Regions from separate parts of the Homo sapiens genome. Here region 2 is linked to region 1. A link is an interaction called in ENCODE POLR2A ChIA-PET data of the cell type or tissue named here. Cell type or tissue: Caco-2. All regions are shown on one strand. Links, peaks and the distances in the headings refer to the core of each region. The heading gives the core; the rest is flanking DNA. Region 1 has its middle 34 kb from the start of TFAP2C. Region 2 has its middle 270 kb from the start of BMP7-AS1.

Region 1 (9,732 bases), core at 3,619-7,618:
TTGCAACCTCCGCCTTCGGGATTCAAATGATTATCCTGCCTCAGCCTCCCAAGTAACTGGGATTATAGGCGAGCACCACCATGCCTGGCTAATTTTTTTGTATTTTTAGTAGAGACGGTGTTTCACCATGTTGGCCAGGCTGGTCTCCAACTCCTAACCTCAAGTGATCCACCCGCCTCAGCCTCCCAAAGTGCTGGGATTACAGGTGTGAGCCACTGCACCCGGACTTTTTCTTTTTCTTTTTTTTTTTTTTTTTTTGAGATGGAGTCTCACTCTGTTGCTCAGGCTGGAGTGCAGTGGCATGATCTCCACTCACTGCAACCTCCAGTTCCTGGGTTCAAGCGATTCTCTTATCTCAGCCTCCCGAGTATCTGGGATTATAGTTGCCTGCCACCACGCCTGGCTAATTTTTGTATTTTTAGTAGAGATGGGTTTTCGCCATGTTGGCCAGGCCAGTCTCAAACTCTTGACTTCAGGTGATCCACCCACCTCAGCCTCCTGAAGTGTTAGGATTACAGGTGTGAGTCACTGTGCCTGGCCCCATGAACAGAATTGACTTTGCATGGTGGATTACCACATCACTTTTTACTGATATTATTTTATATAGCCTAAGAATTTAAAAAACAAATACATGTTACTTTCATAATTAAAAAAAGAATTCACGTAATGTTTATATAATGAATAAAGGTAGCCTGTGCAAAGATTCTGGGAGAGGAAAACAGCTGCACCCTGATGCAATTTTTTTTTTTTTTTTTTGAGATGGAGTCTTGCTCTGTTGCCCAGGCTGGACTACAGTGGCGCCATTTTGGCTCACTGCAACCTCCGCCTCCCAGGTTCAAGCGATTCTCCTGCCTCAGCCTCCCAAGTAGCTGGGATTACAGGTGTCCACCACCACACCTGGCTAATTTTTGTATTTTTAGTAGAGACGGGGTTTCACCATGTTAGCCAAGCTGGTCTCAAACTCCTGACCTCAGGTAATCCGTATGCCTTAGCCTCCCAAAGTGCTGGGATTACAGGTGTGAGCCATCGCCGGCCGCAATTGTTTTGTAAGTTTGGATTTGGTGCTGTGGTTTCTCACGTGAGGCAATTTTCCATAGGGTTTTTCAGCTTGATTTCCATCCGATCAATGTTGCAGTAGATTCAGGTAAACTTGCAGGAGTTCCTGTATTTCTTCCCTTTACTTTTCCAGCTGGGAGATAAAAGGAGAAAGGGAGGGGCCTTGTGAGGTGAAGGGTGTCCTTATACAGGTGTGACAGCCCCTGGCCCAGAGCCTCCTCCCATCCCTGCTCTTGTCCTCAGCCCACTTGGAGGGAACCGCCCCTTCCCCACAGCACCCACCGCACTCTGAGCCATGGGGGGCTTCATTCTCTCCTGTTTCTTTTCTTCTTAGGCCCAGGAATACTAATTTTCTGCAAGCAGAAGACACTATTCTACCGCTAATATCCATGAGTAGTCTTCTCCCACAAGACAGAAAAAAAATTCAGTGGTGGAAAGCACCAACCATTTAAGAAAATCTTCAAGAAGGCAGAATTTTCTCAACTCTTTCTTTTTAATTTATTGTTTTTTCTATTTGTTGATGCTAACTAATTCTAGCCAATGACAGAATGACTTAAGGTGTCACAATATCATTTAATTGTTTTACTTTTTAACATGTTTATTTGTTTTTTTTTTTTCAAGGTAGAGTCTCGCTCTGTCACCCAGGCTGGAGTGCAGTGGTGCAATCTCGGCTCACTGCAACCTCCGCCTCCTGGGTTCAAGTAATTCTTGTGCCTCAGCCTCCTGAGTTCCTGGGATTACAGGCAAGCACCACCACACCTGGCTGTATTTTTAGTAGAGATGGGGTTTCACCATGTTGGCCAGGCTGGTCTTGAACTCCTGAGCAAAAAGTAATCCTCCCACCTCCGCCTTCCAAAGTGCTGGGATTACAGGAGTGAGCCACCGTGCCTGGCCAATGTCTTTATTTTTGACAAAAGTACTGCAGGTAGGCCGGGCGTGGTGGCTCAAGCCTGTAATCCCAGCACTTTGGGAGGCTGAGGCGGGCGGATCACAAGGTCAGGAGATTGAGACCATCCTGGCTAACACGGTGAAACCCCATCTCTACTAAAAAATAAAAAAATACAAAAGATTAGCCCGGCATGCTAGTGCACACCTGTAATCCTAGCTACTCGGGAGGCTAAGGTGGAGAAATGCTTGAGCCCAGGAGGCGGAGGTTGCAGTGAGCTGAGATCGCGCCACTGCACTCCAGCCTGGGCGACAGAGTGAGACTCAGTCTCAAAAAAAAAAAAAGTACTGCAGGTAACATGCCTATTTCTACTTACAATATCTTTAAGGAGGCTAGACAATCACCCACTAAGAGGTTACCTCCGGGGCGGGAATGTGGGACTGAGACTGGGGGCAGAGGGTCATGGATGACAGGCAGGCTGACCTTTCACTTTGTCTCTTTTACTTTTTTAAATTAAATTTATTTTTTTTACATATTTTGAGATGGAGTCTCACTGTGTTGCCCAGGCTGGTCTCAAACTCCTGGGTTCAAGCAATCCTCCCACCTTGGCCTCCCAAAGTGCTGAGATGACACACGGGAGCCACCAGGCCGGGACTCACCGTGTATCATTTCATCCGCTTTGAAGGTTTTAATCGTGTGTGGTCAAAATGAAACCTGCTTTCAAACCTAGAGAAATCAGGTAGAGTTAAAACACTAAAAAATAACCATCAGTGCTATTACAAGAGAATCTACAGAAGAACAGAAAACATACCTGCATTATGTCATTTAATTCTCCCAGTAACCCTATGTTAGCCCATTTCACAGATGAGGCACTGGAGGCTTGGCCAGAGGTCAGCGAGTTGTCGAAGCTCATCCAGCTGGTATAGGGCAGAGTCAGCTTCAAGAGTAGACCTGGCTACTTCCAGGGGTCGTGTTTAAACAGTGAGCTCAATGCCAGCTATAAGCTATGATGCCTGCCATAAGCTATGGTGCCCTCGAATGGAAGAGCTTACATTCTTGAGCACTTGGCATGTGCCAGCCACTGTTATAGACATTTTTTTTTTTTCTGAGACAGAGTCGTGCTCTGTCACTCAGGCTGGAGTGCAGTGGCATGATCTTGGCTCACTGCAACCTGTGCCTTCTGGGTTCAAGCAATTCCCTGCCTCAGCCTCCCGAGTAGCTGGGATTACAGGTACCTGCCACCACACCTGGCTAATTTTTGTATTTTCAGTAGAGATGGGGGTTTCACCATCTTGGCCAGGCTGGTCTTGAACTCCTGACCTCGTGATCTGCCTGCCTCGGCCTCCCAAATGCTGGGATTACAGGTGTGAGCCACCGCGCCTGGCCGAATGAATCTTTTTAAGAAAAAAAAGTTTTTAAATTTATTTATTTTGTATTTATTAATTTTTTTAGTTGGAGTCTTTCTCTGTCACCCAGGCTGGGCGACAGAGCAAGACTCTGTCTCAAAAAACAAACAAACAAACAAAGAAACAAATGCAGCAAATGGCACCACGGAGAGGAGTGCGTTTCCCTCCCACACTTGCCCCCAGGCCACCCGCTTCCCTGGCTGGAGACAAACCTCATTATCAATTAGGTGTGTGCAAAGCTATTTTAGGCACATACACACAACTGCATGTATTTACTTTTTTAACCCAAATAGCGGCGTATGGTACACACCACCTGGCACCTCACTCTCTTCACTGGAGTTTTCACGTGGATGGCTCCTTTCCATTCAAATAGAGCTGACTTGTTTTGAAGGTGTCCTCGGCTGTGTGTCTGGAGGGTGACACACATATAACTCATCTTTTCCTTACAGGGTTTGTGATGTTTCTTGTCCCCTGCTGTTATAAAGGAGCTGCTGGGCTGGGCGCAGTGGCTCATGCCTGTAATCCCAACACTTTAGGAGGCTGAGATGGGTGGATAATTTGTGGTCAGGAGTTCAAGACCAGCCTGGCCAACATGGTGAAACCCCATCTGTGCTAAAAATACAAAAACTAGCCAGGCGTGGTGGCAGGCGCCTGTAATCCCAGCTACCTCGAGAGGCTGAGGCAGGAGAATTGCTTGAACCCAGGAGTGGGAGGTTGCAGCGAGCTGAGATTGCTCCACTGCACTCCAGCCTGGGAGACAGAGCGAGACTCTGTCTCATAAATAAATAAATAAATAAGCTGGTTGGGCATGGTGGCTCACACCTGTAATCCCAGCACTTTGGGAGGCAGAGGCAGGGAGATCACCTGAGGTCAGGAGTTCAACACCAGCCTGGCCAACATGGCAAAACCTTATCTCTATTAAAAAATACAGAAATTAGCCGGGTGTGGTGGCAGATGCCTGTAATCCCAACTACTCGGGAGGCTGAAGCAGGGGGAATTGCTTGAAACTGGCAGGCAGAGGTTGCAGTGAGCTGAGATTGCAACACTGCACTCCAGCATGGGTGACAGAGTGAAACTCCATCTCAATAAATAAATAAATAAATAAATAAATAAATAAATAAATAAATGGAGCTGCTTGCTCAGGTGGTTGGTTTCACAGAGTACCTTATGGATGGACCCCTAAAAGCCAAATTGCATTTCACTTTAGTGAATGAACCCCACTGTGTTGCCCTCATCCTGGGGCCCTGTTCACACCCTCGTGTGCATGAATGGGCCTGCTGGAAGTGCTGCTTTCTTTCTTTTTTTGAGACAGAGTCTGTTACCCAGACAAGAGTGGAGTGCAGTGGCTCAATCATAGCTCACTGCAGCCTCAACCACCCAGGCTCAAGTGATCCCCCCACCTCAGCCTCCCGAGTAGCTGGGACCACAGGCGTGCACCACCACGCCTAGCTAATTTTTTTATTTTTTATTTTTTTGTAGAGATGGGGTCTTGCTGTATTGCCCAGGCCGATCTTGACTTCCTGGGCTCAAGTGATCTGCCTAGCTCAGCCTCCCAAAGTGTTGGGATTATGGGCGTGCGCCACCGTGCCTGGTTGAGGTGCTGCTTTCCACGGGTGTTCAGGGAGTTCTCTCCAGGAGACAACACCTGGGCTGGTGGCTGAGCAGAGCCCTTGGTGCAGAGCTGGTGACAGAAGGGCTATCAAGGACAAGTTCAGGGAGCAGAAGGCCTGGAGGCTGGAGGAAGAGTAGACTGGGATGGGGCCGGAGGGAGTTGGAGTCTTCTGGGCCCTACAACGGGATTGAAATTCTACTCTTGATGTTGTAGGAAGCCATTGCAGAGTTACAAGCAGGGAGAGACATGACTGGCGTTCATATTCATTTATGTGTTATTTTTATTTCTGTGGAGATGGAGTCTCACTCTGTCACCTAGGCTGGAGTGCAGTGGTGCAATCTCGGCTCACTGCAACCTCTGTCTCCCGGGTTCAAGTGATTCTTGTGCCTCAGCCTCCCAAGTAGCTGGGATTACAGGCTCAGGTCACCATGCGCTGCTAATTTTTGTATTTTTAGTAGAGACGGGGTTTCGCCATGTTGGCCAGGCTGGTCTCAAACTCCTGATGTCAGGTGATCTGCCCACCTCGGTCTCCCAAAGTGCTAGGATTACAGGCGTGAGCCACCACGCCTGGCCATGGCTTTCATTTTAAAAAACCACTTTGCATGGAGAATGAACCACTGTGGGTAAGAGTGGAAGCCGGGAGCCTGGTAGGAAGCCACACAGGCGCTGAGGCAAGAGATGGTGGCTCATTGGCTGGTAGGAGCCATGATGGAGGGCCAGAAAGACCTGGGAAGTATTTTGAAGGCGGAGCTGACAGAACTTGCTGATGAGTTGGATGGGCTCAGGAGCAGGGTGAGGAATCAAGAGGGGATGATGTAAAACTCCCAGGATTGGGCCTCAGCAAAGTTTACCAAGTCAGAAAAGGCTCAATAAACCAGCTGTGTGCAAGTAAGACCATGCAGGGAGGCCTAGGGAAGGAAATTTCCATGGGAGATGCTCTTGGTGTCATTTAGATGGGTCCCAAGTTGTTCAGGCAGGGCCCTGTGGCTGGTGCTTCCCTGGAGCTGGCCTGTCTTGGAGCTCCAAAGCCTACGATGGATGGGTTTTATGGTGGCTCTGAAGACTGGGACCTCCACTTGCCCCTGACACACCAGGACAGGGGATGGGGGAAGCTGCATTCTGGGTGGGGCTGGCATTGTCTAGCTCACAATAAAAATTCCTCAAGTTAAAGTAATCAGAGGAGGTAGGACAGGGCTGTGCCCAAGGGTGAGGCTCATTAGAGCTTTATTGACTGTCAACATTGACAGGAACCTTGGAGGTCATTAGCCAAGCAGTTGATTTGGGGAAAAAAAAGTTTAAATGGCAAATTATGCCATTTAAATAATTATTTAAAAGGATTAACATAACAACAGATTTTATTTTGTTTTTTTTTTGAGACAGAGTCTCACTCTGTTGCCCAGGCTGGAGTGTAGTGGCACAGTCTTGGCTCACTGCAACCTCCACCTCCTGGGTTCAAATGATTCCCCTGCGTCAGCCTCTCGAGTAGCTGGGATTACAGGCATGCACCACCATGCCCAGCTAATTTTTATATTTTTAGTAGAGACGGGGTTTCACCATGTTGGTCAGGCTGGTCTCGAACTCCTGACCTCAGGTGATCCGCCCGCCTCAGCTTCCCAAAGTGCTAGGATTATAGGCGTGAACCACTTGCTCCCAGCCCAGATATTGTTTATTAAGCACTTAGTATGCACCAGGGTCCAGGCCAAATGTTTTACATCCATTATTACTTTTTTTTTTTTTGAGACCGAGTCTCACTCTGTCGCCCAGGCTGGAGTGCTGTGGCATGATCTCAGCTCACTATGACCTTTGCCTCTTGGGTTCAAGTGATTCTCCTGCCTCAGCCTCCCAAGTAGCTGGGATTACAAGTGCCTGCTACCATGTCTGGCTAATTTTTGTATTTTTAGTAGAGACGGGGTTTCATTGTGTTGGCCAGACTGGTCTCGAACTCCTGACCTCAAATTATCCGCCTGCCTCAGGCTCCCAAAGTGTTGGGATTACAGGCACGAGCCACCGTGCCCGACCATTATTACATTTTAATCCTCCAAATAGGCCTCCAGGGAAGTACTGTCATCATCTGTCTAGTAACTGCAGTTCAGGAGCCCCATGGTTCCCTAGCTGCGATGGGGTCCCAACGGCCGCCCTCTGACTCCTGGAAATGGAATTGGAGCCTCCAGGGAGAGTTTACAAAAATGAGACCCAACCAGAGGGAGTCACTTTGTGACCAAGATACTAAAGACAAATTAAGAATCTTGGGTATGCTGGGCGTGGTGGCTCACGCCTATAATCCCAGCACTTTGGGAGGCCGAGGTGGGTGGATCACGAGGTCAGGAGATTGACGCCATCCTGGCCAACATGGTGAAACCCCTTCTTTACTAAAAATACAAAAATTAGCTGGGCGTGGTGGTGCTTGCCTGTAATCCCAGCTCCTTGGGAGGCTGAGGCAGGAGAATCACTTGAACCCAGGAGGCGGAGGTTGCAGTGAGCTGAGATTATGCCGCTGCACTTTAGCCTGGTGTTAGAGCGAGACTCTGTCTCAAAAAAAAAAAAGGAAAGAATCTTAGACATGTCACTGACAGCCCAAGAGGGGCCTTAGTTGAACAGAACTAAGGCTTTTGTTCATCCCACACAGCATGTTGGCCCCCAGAGACACTGACCCCAGAAGCCCTTCCAGCAGCCCCACACAAGGGCTGGGTCTCCAGCTCTTGCCAAGTTAGATTAATATATTCTTAATTTTATCATTCTAAATCCTTTAAAAATTTTTCTTAATTTAATTTTTTTTTTTTTTTTTGAGACAGAGTCTCCCTCTGTTGCCTAGGCTGGAGTGCAGTGGCGTGAACTCAGCTCACTGCAACCTCTACCTCCAGGGCTCAGGTGATCCTCCCACCTTAGCCTCCCAAGTAGCTGGGACTACAGGTGTGCAATACCATGCCTGGCTAATTTTTTTGTAGAGATGGGCTTTCATCATGTTGCCCTGGGTGGTCTCAAACTCCTGGGCTCAAGCAATCCACCCACCTCGGCCTCCCAAAGTGCTGGGATTACAGGCATGAGCCACAGCACTTGGCCAGTATTCTGTTTTTGTTTTTGTTTGGAGGCAGAGTCTCACTCTGTCACCCAGGCTTGTGTGCAGTGGTGCGATCTCGGCTCACTGCAACCTCTGCCTCCTGGGTTCAAGTGATGCTCCTGCCTCAGCCTCCCGAATAACTGGGACTACAGGCATGCATCACCACATCCGGCTACTTTTTTTGTATTTTTTTGTAGAGATGGGGTTTCACCATGTTGGTCAGGCTGGTCTCGAACTCCTGACCTCAAATGATCCACCTGCCTCAGCCTCCTAAAGTGCTGGGAATACAGACGTGAGCCACTGCGCCTGGCCTCTGGCTAGTATTCTGCATTCTTGACAGTCTGATAGATGGAAAAATATCCCTATGGCAATGAATACACTTTAAAAACATACGGAATGTCGGTGGGCCACTCTTGCCCTCTCCCCAACTATCTTTAGTGGTGGGCTTCAGGCTCCGGGCACCCTCTATTTTGTTTCCTAGCATGAGTACATTCATGTAGTCATTGAACACCTCTTTAAACTCTGTGTTCGCTTCAGCAGCACATATACTAACATTGGAACAATAGAGATCAGTATGTTCCCTGTGCAAGGACGACATGCAAATTCATGAAGCGTTCCGTGTATTTTTAAAATTTAATATATTAAAAAAATTTAAAACTCAATAGAGTGTCTGTTGTGTGCCAGACACTGTTCTGGGTGCTGAGGACACAGCAGAAAGAGATTGGCCCTCAGGCGGTTCATCCTGGTGAGGACCCAGACAGCTCACACAACGGACGTGTAAAATGCACTGAGTGTTCCCAGGGTGAGAAGTGCTTTGGAGAAAAAATTAAAAGGGGCAGGAATGTGCATTTCTGGGGCTTCGGAAAGTTTCATGGAGGGGAGGGGAGGGGAGGGAGCAAGTGTAGAAGAAACAGAAGTCTAGGAAAAGGGTACAAAGTGCAAAGGCCTGGAGATGGGGACCGTGCCCAACAGATTGGAGGAACAGCTGGGATAGCTGAGGCTGCAAAGCAGGGACTAGGAGGGCTGTGGGACCTCATGGCCCCTGGGAAGAAGTCTGCCTTTTGCTCCAGATGAGGTGGGGACCTTTGAAGGTTGGGACAACAGGGATGAGACCTGACATTTTCACCAGGATCACTTTGGCTACTGTCTTGTACATTGACTGTAGGGGGTCAAGGTCAGAAACTCAAGACAGTTGGAGGCTAGAGAAATCATCAAACAAAAGATGGTGGTGAGTTGGTGTGCTGGGTTCAATAGTTTTTCTCCCAAATTTATGTCCACCTGGTATCTCAGAATGTGACCTTGTTTGGTCTTAGAGTCTTTGCAGATGTAGCTAAAGATCTCAAGATGAAATTATCCTGGACTTAGGACCCACCCTAAATGACTGATATCCTCATAAAAAGGGGAAGCCACAGAAAGATACACAGAGAGAGGGGATGTGAAGACAGAGCCAGAGATGGCAGTGATGCCCAGGAACTGGTGTTCCTGGCAGAAGCACCAGAAGCTGGAAGAAGCCAGGAAGGGCCCTCCCCCAGAGCCTTCAGAGGGAAAGCAGCCCCGCCCATACCTTTATTTCAGACCTCTAGCCTCCAGAACCCTGAGTGAAAAAGATTCTGTTGTTTTAAGCCATCAATTTTGGACAATTTGTTACAGCAGCCCCAGGAAATGAATACACTTGTGCCAACACAAGAGTAGAGGAGAAGGTGAAAATTGGTCC
Region 2 (9,732 bases), core at 2,032-6,031, 280 kb after region 1:
GAGACCATCCTGGCTAACACGTGAAACTCTGTCTCTACTAAAAATACAAAAAAAATTAGCCCAGCGTGGTGGCGGGCGCCTGTAATCCCAGCTACTTGGGAGGCTGAGGCAGCAGAATGGCGTGAACCAGGGAGGTGGAGCTTGCAGTGAGCCGAGATAGTGCCACTGCACTTCAGCCAGGGTGACAGACAGTGACTGTCTCAAAAAAAAAAAAAAAAAAGAAAAGAAAAGAAAGATTTCTTAAGCAATAATTCCTACTCAATATGGTTGGACAAATTTAAAACCTGAATTCTGAGTCACGTAGTATCTAGAGCCTCACAGAAAGAGAATGGAATACAAATTTCATAACTTGACACATTTGTGGGAGATACCTGGAGTTGGTAAGAACCTAAAGAAAGGGGCTGCTCATAGACTATGGAAATAAAAATTGGTATTGCCTTAAACAAAAGAGGCTCCACAATGTTCATCAAAATGTAAAAGCACACATAGTCTTTGCTCAGAAATTCTGTTTAGAGCAAGGGTCTGTGAACTGCAGAGATGGTAAAAGCACAGGGCCCGGGCCAGGCGCGGTGGCTCATGCCTGTAATCCCAGCACTTTGGGAGGCCCAGGCAGCTGATCACCTGAGGTTGGGAGTTCAAGACTAGCCTGACCAACATGGAGAAACCCCATCTTTACTAAAAATACAAAAAATTATCCGGGCGTGATGGCTCATGCCTGTAATCCCAGCTACTCAGGAGGCTGAGGCAGGAGAATGGCTTAAACCCGGGAGGCAGAAGTTGCGATGAGCCGAGATCACGCCATTGCACTCCAGCCTGGGCAACAAGAGCAAAACTCTGTCTCAAAAAAAAAAAAAAAAAAGTACAGGTCCTGCAGCCAGCTTCTGTACAGCCCAACAACTAAAAACGGTCTTTACATTTTTACATGATTTTTAAAAATTGAAGAATATTTTATACCCAAAATGCTAACACGAGCCAAGGCAGGAACGATAGAATTTGCTGCAATCACACTGAAGATGATAGAAACTCCCATTTTAGTGTCCATAAGTGAGGTTTGATTGGCACATGCACAGCCGTGCCTTATTTGTTTATGTATTTTCTGCAGAGTTGAGCCTTGGCAGCAGAGACCTTCTGACCTGCAAAGCCTGAAATATTTACACCCTGCTTCTTTCTAGAAAGGGTCGGTTGACCTCTGTTTTCTAGGAATGTATTCTAAGGAAACTATAGAAAAGCAATGCCCATCACTGAAGGACTGGTTAATGAATGATGAGGCCATTTAGAAGTATTCTGCAGAGCTATAGAGAAGGATGTCTATTGCTGGACAGAGATGACCATCATTGTTTTTACTTTTTTGGTTTTTACTTTTTTTGGTCCTTCTGCTAAAAAGTCACCTGCCACCTACACTGCTTGATGTTGCTGATTCTTGCAAGATGTGCTTTCTGTATTATTCAGAAATATTCAATGCTGATATCAAGAGCAATAAAAACAAATGGAATGAAAGAAATTCATAAGAAGTGTTAATTATAGATAGTGAGTGAGTTAGGGAGGCATGAGCATGCTGGATGCAGGCAGAATAGAGGGGCAAGTGTGCTAGGCATAGAGAATAGGGTGGGAGAGTGAGTGTTATTTGTAGATAAGAAGAAATGGGAGGCCCCAGCAAACCTGAAAGATTCAGAAGACACTGATCCCATCTCCTTGAAATTGATAGTTGTGCCTTTTGTAAATTCTGGCCCCAGATGTCGTCGGCCCAAGATTGACAGATGAAATCGGTGGCTGCTCGGCAGGTTCTCTGTGAGTTACAGCTGCGTGCAGATGTTCTCCCCCAACTCTATGCAGAGCCAGGTGTGCGTTGGCTCCAGGCACCTCCTGGGTGCTGAGTCCATTGCCCACCCTCAGCTCTGGTCCTTGTAACCACACTGTCAGCGAGGAAAGTGATGATGCAGGAAGAGAGAGAGAGAGAGAAAGGGAGGGAAGGAGGGAGGGAGGAGGGAAGGAAGGAAGGGAGGGAGAAAGAAAGAGAGAGAGAAAGAAAGAAAGAAAGAGAGAGAAAGAGAGAGAGAGAAAGAAAGGAAGAAGAAAGAAAGAAAGAAAGAAAGAAAGAAAGAAAGAAAGAAAGAAAGAAAGAAAGAAAGAAAGAAAGAAAGAAAGAAAGAAAGGGGCCAGGCACGGTGGCTCACGCCTGTAATCCCAGCACTTTGGGAGCCCGAGGTGGGTGGATCAGGAGTTCAAGACCAGCCTGACCAATACGGTGAAACCCCATCTCTACTACAAATACAAAAATTAGCCGGGCATGGTGGCACACACCTGTAATCCCAGCTACTCGGGAGGCTGAAGCAGGAGAATCACTTGAACCTTGGCAGCAGAGGTTGCAGTGAGCCAAGATCACGCCACTGCACGCAAGCCTGGGTGACAGAGTGAGACTCTGTCTAAAAAAAAAAAAAAAAAAAAGAAAGAAAGTAGGAAGGAAGGAAGAAAGAGAAAGAGAAAGAAAGACAGACAAAGAAAGAAAAAGAAAGAAAGAAAGAAAGAAAGAAAGAAAGAAAGAAAGAAAGAAAGAAAGAAGGAAAGAAAGAAAGGAAAGGAGGGAGAGAGAGAGGGAAGGAAGGAAGGAAAAAGAGAAGGAAAGGAAGGAAGGAAGGAAGGAAAGAAGGAGAACTGGATTCGTGTAGCTCTTCTATCAGCTTGTTCCCATCTTAAGTGTTAACCCACCCCAAATCACTCCCCTTGCTTCTTATGGTATGTTTTAGATTAATTCAATGAATTATGAAATGAGGGAGTTGTAAATTGGTCTGTGAGCCTTTCTGTCCTATGGCCTCTGGGGCAGCCTACCAGGCAGTGTTCTTGGGAGTCCCCATTACTGCGAGGTAATTCCCCACGGTGAAAGTCTAGGCGCCAGCACTCAGGAGCCCTGTGGGGGCTGCTCTCGGTTGCCCAGCCTATTCTCTATGGAGTGGCCTGGGAGAGAGGTATCTTACTCTGGGGTTGTCAAATATAAAAGCTTAAAGTTGTCCATTGGGCAAATCACGTGGCCAGCCCCAAGCCAAAGGCAGGGAAGGTCACTCTGTCCCCCACGAGGCCCTAGCAATGGTGTGGTTTCTTGGCACTCTACATTAAAGGGAAGCTTCTACGAAAAGGGTTCATAACCATGGCACCACTGACATCTGGTCCTGGAGAATTCTCCATGGTGGGGCCTGTCCTGGGCATTGTAGGACATTTGGCAGCATCTCTGGCCTCTACCCATTAGTTGCCAGTTACATCCTCACTCTTCCCACCTCATTGTGATGACCAAAAACATCTCCAGACATTCCCAAATGTTTCCTGGCAGGCAAAATTGCCTGTAGTTGAGAACCACAGACTTAGACCATTTATTTGCTCTATAGACTAAGGTGCAGTCACCTCATTTCAGCCCTCCTTGCCTGTATTTTCTTTCTAGGTCAGATGGCCCTGCCATGTGGTGCACACATGCTATTCTCCAGGTGCCTGCTTGGACCCAAGTGGGAGCCCAGCCAGGCAGTGCCCTGTTGCTCACACCTGTCATCCCTCCATGGAGGCAGATCAGACACTCAGCAAAATATTCACCTTGAAAAAGCAACAGTGATGACTGGCTTGGGTTTTCCCAGTTTTATTCATGTCTTAAATGTCTTGCCTTAGTGTTTCTGTTAAGTGAGTTGATTTGGGATTTGAGAAATAGAGTCAGATTTTGTGTGACTCCTGACCCCACCACTAACTCCTCACTGAATTTGGGCAAATGAATTCACTTAACTTGCAAATATGAAATGAGGCACAATGGCCTGCCCTCATAGTGTGATGGCACCGGGTCAGTGTGAAGGGCTGAGACCATGACCCGAGGGTGAGTGCCCACCACGGGTTAGCCAGGAGCCCCCAAGCCTCTGCAGGAGACAGGCCGCACCACCCTAGTCCTCACATCAGGATCTGATGGGAACACAAAGACCTGCCTACACCAAGATGGGGTTTCTCCATGTTTGCCAGGCTGGTCTTGAACTCCCGGCCTCAGGTGACCCACCTGCCTTGGCCTCCCAAAGTGCTGGGACTACAGGCGTAAGCCACCGCGCCCAGGCTGAAATACTTTAAACTATTCCCAGCAGTACCTCTGGTGTCTTAGGTATCTTCTTCTAGGGCAGAGGCCAGATTTGGTCCTTGGCTTTAGAATTCCAGAGCCCTGAGTACGAACCAGCCCCATCCCTCACTGGCTAGAGAACTGGAGTTTCTCTGAGCTTCACTGCTCCATAAAAACAGAGCAATAACAGCCATACCTTGCTTTATTTATTTATTTATTTATTTATTTATTTATTTATTTATTTGAAGAATCAGTAAAAGAATGCAATAAAAATGCCTGGCATAATACACGGCAAACTCCCCAAAATGCTCCTGAAGGTGCTTTTACAACTCACACACTTTTTAAAAGAAAATATAAGACTCCCGCATTCCAACGTCAGCAGTTACAACTGATAAACCAATATTTGCCTTAACCTCTAGCTTCCCTTTCCCTGCAAGGAAACATCGGAGCTTCTCAACTGGGCCAAACACACTATGGGCTGTGGTTTAAAAACAAGAAAAAACAAAGCTAAATCCCTAACCAAAAGGATCTGGGGGTGGGGGGTTGTTTTTTCCTGAGGGATTTTGCTAATGCCACTCAAAAAGGAAGCCCATGCAGGCAAGAAGACACAGTCACAGGGAGGGTGTTGTCACTGTGTTTAAATCGCTGAAGGACGTATTTATTCAGGCAGAAGGAGGGGAGAAAATGTAATGGTGGAGGAAAATATACTCATCCTCCTTCCTTTGATCTTCCCACATTATTGGCCCAGCTCATAAGAGAGAGCCTGAAGTGACAGGCTGAGAGGTTGCTGGGGTGGTTTTGTGGAGACAGTTTAGTAGAGTCATTAAGATGGGGCCAGACTGGCCAGTATTCAAGTCCTAGTTCTGTGGCTTCCTAGCTGTGTGACCTTGCACACGTGGTTAAGCCTCTCTGTGCTTTCATTTTTTTTTTTAATTTAGAGAAATAATTGATGCCCATCTTATAATAGGAATGCTGTGGTGATGAAGGGAGAGAATTCACAGACCATCTTAGCCTGATAGTTGGCACATAGACTGTGTTTTAAAAATATTAGCTATTGTCTGATACTTCTTCCTTTACATGACAAATTGGCTTCATGCATGAACACTGAACTTTTTCCTCGTGAAAACAGATGCTTAGTTTAAAAGGGGGGTGTGTGTAATAGCAGAGAGGGGTTAAAGGCTATGAACAGGCAATTCACCGGGGTGAAAATGCACAGTCGAAACACTCCATTAAAAAGATGTTGGCCAGGCATGATGACTGACACCTGTAATCCCAGCCCTTTGGGAGTCCGAGGTGGGAAGATCACTTGAGTCCAGGAGTTTGAGACCAGCGTGGACAACATGGCAAAATCCTGCCTCTACAAAAAGAAAAAAAAAATACACAAAAAAATTAGCCACGTGTGGTGGCTCGTGCCTGTGGTCCCAGCTACTTGGGAGGCTGAGGCAGGAGAATCACCTGAGCCCAGGAGGTTGAGGCTGCAGTGAGCCGTGATAGTGCCACTGCACTTCATCTGGGGTGACAGAGTGAGACCGTGTCTCAAAATAAAATAAAATAAAGTAAAAAATGTTCAGTCTCACTGGAGGTCTGCAAAATGCTCATCAAAGATTGTAGGGTGTCAGCCTTCCCCCCTCAGAGTTGCCAACATTTAAAAGCCTGGTAATATTCAGTGCTAGGGAAAGTACAAGGAAACAGGCACCCTCATACATTCTGAGTACAACTACTGGAAAAAGTAAGACAGTGATATTGATTATACTAGAACATGAACTTATTCTCACTTTTAGAGAGCTGGCCCTCAGCAATAAGAGTAATAAAAGTAGGGGCTGGGCACGGTGGCTCACACCTGTAAGCCCAGCACTTTGGGAGGCTGAGGTGGGCGGATCATGAGGTCAGGAATTTGAGACCAGCCTGGCCAGTATGGTGAAACCCCATCTCTACTCAAAATACAAAAATTAGCCGGGCATAATCCCAGCTACTCGGGAGGCTGAGGCAGGAGAATTGCTTGAACCCAGGAGGCGGAAGGTACAGTGAGCTGAGATCACGCCATTGCACTCCAGCTCTGGGCGACAGAGCAAGACTCCCTCTCCGGGGGGGAAATAAAAGAGTAATAAGAGTAGGAGCGAATGAGCATGAACAGAAGAGGACGTGCAATGCCTGGAAATATCCTGCACCCCAGCAATAGGTGACATGCATCTTTGCATGTCTGCAATCCAGCACGTCAGGCAGCTATCGAAAGGAATACTTAGAGCTGTAAGTATTAATAATAAGTGATATTGATTAAATGCTTGCCCTCCACCGAACACAGCAATGAAGCTCTCTCTATGCATGCTATTTGTGTCTACTGTAACCTACAATAGATTTGTTACCTAATTTTATAGGGGAGGAAAACGAGCGCACTACGGGGTAAAGGAGGTCACCCAAGATCTCAAGTTCACGAGTGGCAGCCTGGATTCAAGTCCCTGCCTGCCTCCAGAACCTGAGCTCTGAAACGCTGGACTAATCAGAACCTCTTGGCCCTGAAAAATGAGGCCTATTGAACAAAGACATTTGTGAGAAAAGGGACTATTACAACCTAGTGTAAAGTAACAAGCAAATAAAAAATGAAATGGCACAACTCCTCCCCACGCTCCGAACTCTCGACCCTCCTTCATGGTTCTGCATAGCCCTCACCCTGCAACACACACACCATTTGTATATTGCTCACTCTCTGTCTTCCTCCACTAGAATGCAAGCTTCCTAGAGCAGGCCTCTGCTGTTTTGTGCCTCTAGTCCACAAGGAGAGTGTACTGGTGCCCTGTGGACACGAGGTAAGTGTTAAATGAATGAGTAGATGCATCGCTTTACTTTCACCTTAACCCTGAAAGCGGTTAGCCACTAGCTGGGCCACAAGGATCGGGCTGGGGAGACTTGTAGCCTGTAGCTGGTGATTGATGTTGAGGACAAAGTCAACTGGCATCTGGGAAAGCCTGGGTTTGAGAGAAAAGAAGCCGCAACTGCCATATTGCTTCCCGTATAGTAACCACCAAGCACTTGCAATGAACTAGATGACGACTTGGTAAATCTGGAAGCTAAATTTCTTTTGGCGGCAGACTGAAAGGCTTGGCAGCTTCTAGCTGTGTAAATTAAAACAATAAGCTGTTTTCTTAAAAATAACATTTCTAAATATGCATACCCTTGAATTAACATCCAGCTCATGAGACCGTCAACAGAAGACAGGGACCCTGGCTGCATGCCCCGTGAGCGCCCCTGCTGCAGCGAGAGCCACTGCTGACCTTTCCAGAGTGTCCTAGGGAGAGCAGCAGCACCCAGCAAGGCTCTCTCTCCAGGGCCTTGACGCATGTGGGTTGGACATGGCCAGTTACTGCCACTGTAGCCAGGCACCGAGGACTGATGGCCAAAAAAAAAAAAAGAAAAGAAAAAAAGTTGGTTGCAGCTGTAGTTAATTTACTTTTGATTAGTCTAACCTTTCCCCCTATGAGGAAGTTGTTTAGCAGGAGGGGAAAATGCGGTCACAATATTGTTTTATGACTGTTTATCTTTAGAGTCCAAGCGATGCTGATTGCAAATATTTATGCACATTTTTAAAAATCTCAGCTAATGCTTGGAATGTGTTTTTTTTAAAAAAGAGTGAAATCAGATTTCGGGTGGATCTAGCCATTTTGGAGGATTTCAAAGTCATAACCCGGTTTCCCCTACCGGCCCACTGGGACTAATGGCATCAATGCAGCAATTAAGCGAACGGGATCGAAATACAGAATGTGACCGCTCTGTGTGGCTTTGGAAGGCTTGTGTCGGTTTTAAATGTACATTATTAATGGCCAGCCTAGAAATCTAAGTCCAGGCATATATTATATTAAAGAAAAGAACCTCTGAATGAGAAAACTTTGCATTTCTGCTAGAAATGCTGCTTTCCTCTGAGAGAAACCATCAGCCACGTGTCAAAAAAAAAAGCTCTAGATGCAATTTCCTCACCTCCCAAGTAGCCACTGTGGTCGAGGCTGCCACCCTGAGCTGAAAGAGCTCCATGCCTCTTCTAATTCTTTGCTTCTCTCCAGCGGTGCTTGTGCCTGCTGGTTTGGTGTCTGGTTATGTTCTTTAGCCTCTTAAGATAATGCGCGGATGTCAAGGAGCCTCATGTCATGGGGAGCTCTTTGGCTTCAGGGTTACATGGATTGGGGTTTGAATCCCAGTTTTGCCAGTTTTACTGTGGCTGTACAGAAAGCGATTTAACTTCTCAAATTCTGTGTCCTCTCTATAAAATGGGGGAAAATGATACTCACTCAGTACTATGTTGGTTGCAAACTGGCTTAATAAAAGAAAAGGGGGGCCGGGCGTGGTGGCTCATGCCCGTAATCCCAGCATTTTGGGAAGCCGAGGCGTGTGGATCACGAGGTCAAGAGATTGAGACCATCCTGGCCAAAATGGCAAAACTTCTTCTCTACTAAAATTACAAAAGTTAGCAAGCCGGGTGTGGTGGCTCATGCCTATAATCCCAGCACTTTGGGAGGCTGAGGTGGGTGGTTCACCTAAGGTCAGGAGTTCAAGATCAGCCTGGCCAACATGGTGAAACCCCATCTCTACCAAAAATACAAAAATTAGCTGGACGTGGTGGCAGGCGCCTGTAGTCCCAGCTACTCAGGAGGCTGAGGCAGAAGAATTGCTTGAACCTGGGAGGCGGAGGTTGCAGTGAGCTGAGATCACGCCACTGCACTCCAGCCTGGCAACAGGGCAAGACTCCATCAAAAAAAAAAAAAAAAAGAAGAAAAAGGGGACTAAGTGACTCAGGGAAATGGGAAGCCCAGGGACAGCTTCAGGCTCGGCTATATCCAGCAGATGTCAATGATGTCATCAGGCGAGTTCACTCTCCTTCTCCCTCATTCTCTATCTCTGACTTCTCTTTCTCCCTGGGTATTGGCCCCTCCTCCTCCGTTGCAGATAGACTTGCTTCCTACATAGGGAACATGTCACCAAGTGGTCCTAGTTTTACTTCCTTCCAACATCATGATGCCAAAGCAAAGGGTCTTTCTCCTTCTCCCCAGCTCCAAACAGAAGGATCTGAGGAAACCACTCTAATTTGCTAACTTTCATCTTAGATCTGCCTTGGTCTGAGTCCCATGTCCTGAGTCATGAAGGGCTGCACTGGTCAGGATGGGTCCTGGAGCTTGGTGTCAGGCCATGCTGATCAGTGGCCCCCCTTTAATCACATGGGCAGGGAGAGAGAGCGTCATTCTCTCAGGGAAGTGGTGGAGGGTGTTGTCCCCAGGACCATCTTGCAATATCGACTCAGTTAATGTTGCCTGTGTACCTGCTGTGTGCCATGAAGCCTCCTGAACAGAGGGACACCAGGGTGAGCACAACGGACACGGTCCCTGTCCTCAAGGACTTTCACAGGGGAGGGGTGGGGGAGACCGTCAACAAGCACATGAATAAATGTGCAAGGTTGTTTCAGAGGTTGATGGAGACAGAGACTGCAGGGAGGGTGGGCTGCGGCTGCTCTAGGGACAGCAGACAAGGTCTGAGCCAGGATCTGAGCCAAGATCTAATGAAAAGACAAGAAGTCCATCCTTTGTGGGATGCTCCAGAGGAAGAATGCTGAAGGGTGAGAGAATGGCGAGTTCAGAGAACTGGAGGCTGCTGTGACCAGGACCCTTGGGGTCACC

Evidence for each region. ChIA-PET counts read pairs that join two places held together with the same protein. Peaks named below come from ENCODE experiments on the same cell type or tissue, not always from the same donor. Only the 100,000 strongest peaks of a DNase experiment are listed, where the experiment ranks them.
Region 2: POLR2A ChIA-PET joins it to region 1 with 6 read pairs; 2 of 35 experiments call an interaction of 5 or more read pairs at or near these places.

Annotation. Positions count from the first base shown.
Region 1 is chr20:56,658,888-56,668,619 of GRCh38, forward strand. It overlaps the pseudogene RNU6-1146P. Among named protein-coding and RNA genes, the nearest start is that of TFAP2C, 34 kb to the left of the region's middle. In Caco-2, for the core only: no CTCF peak of the experiment used is centred there; DNase peaks (open chromatin) are centred at 6,084 and 7,179.
Region 2 is chr20:56,937,191-56,946,922 of GRCh38, forward strand. No RefSeq gene overlaps it. Among named protein-coding and RNA genes, the nearest start is that of BMP7-AS1, 270 kb to the right of the region's middle. In Caco-2, for the core only: no CTCF peak of the experiment used is centred there; no DNase peak of the experiment used is centred there.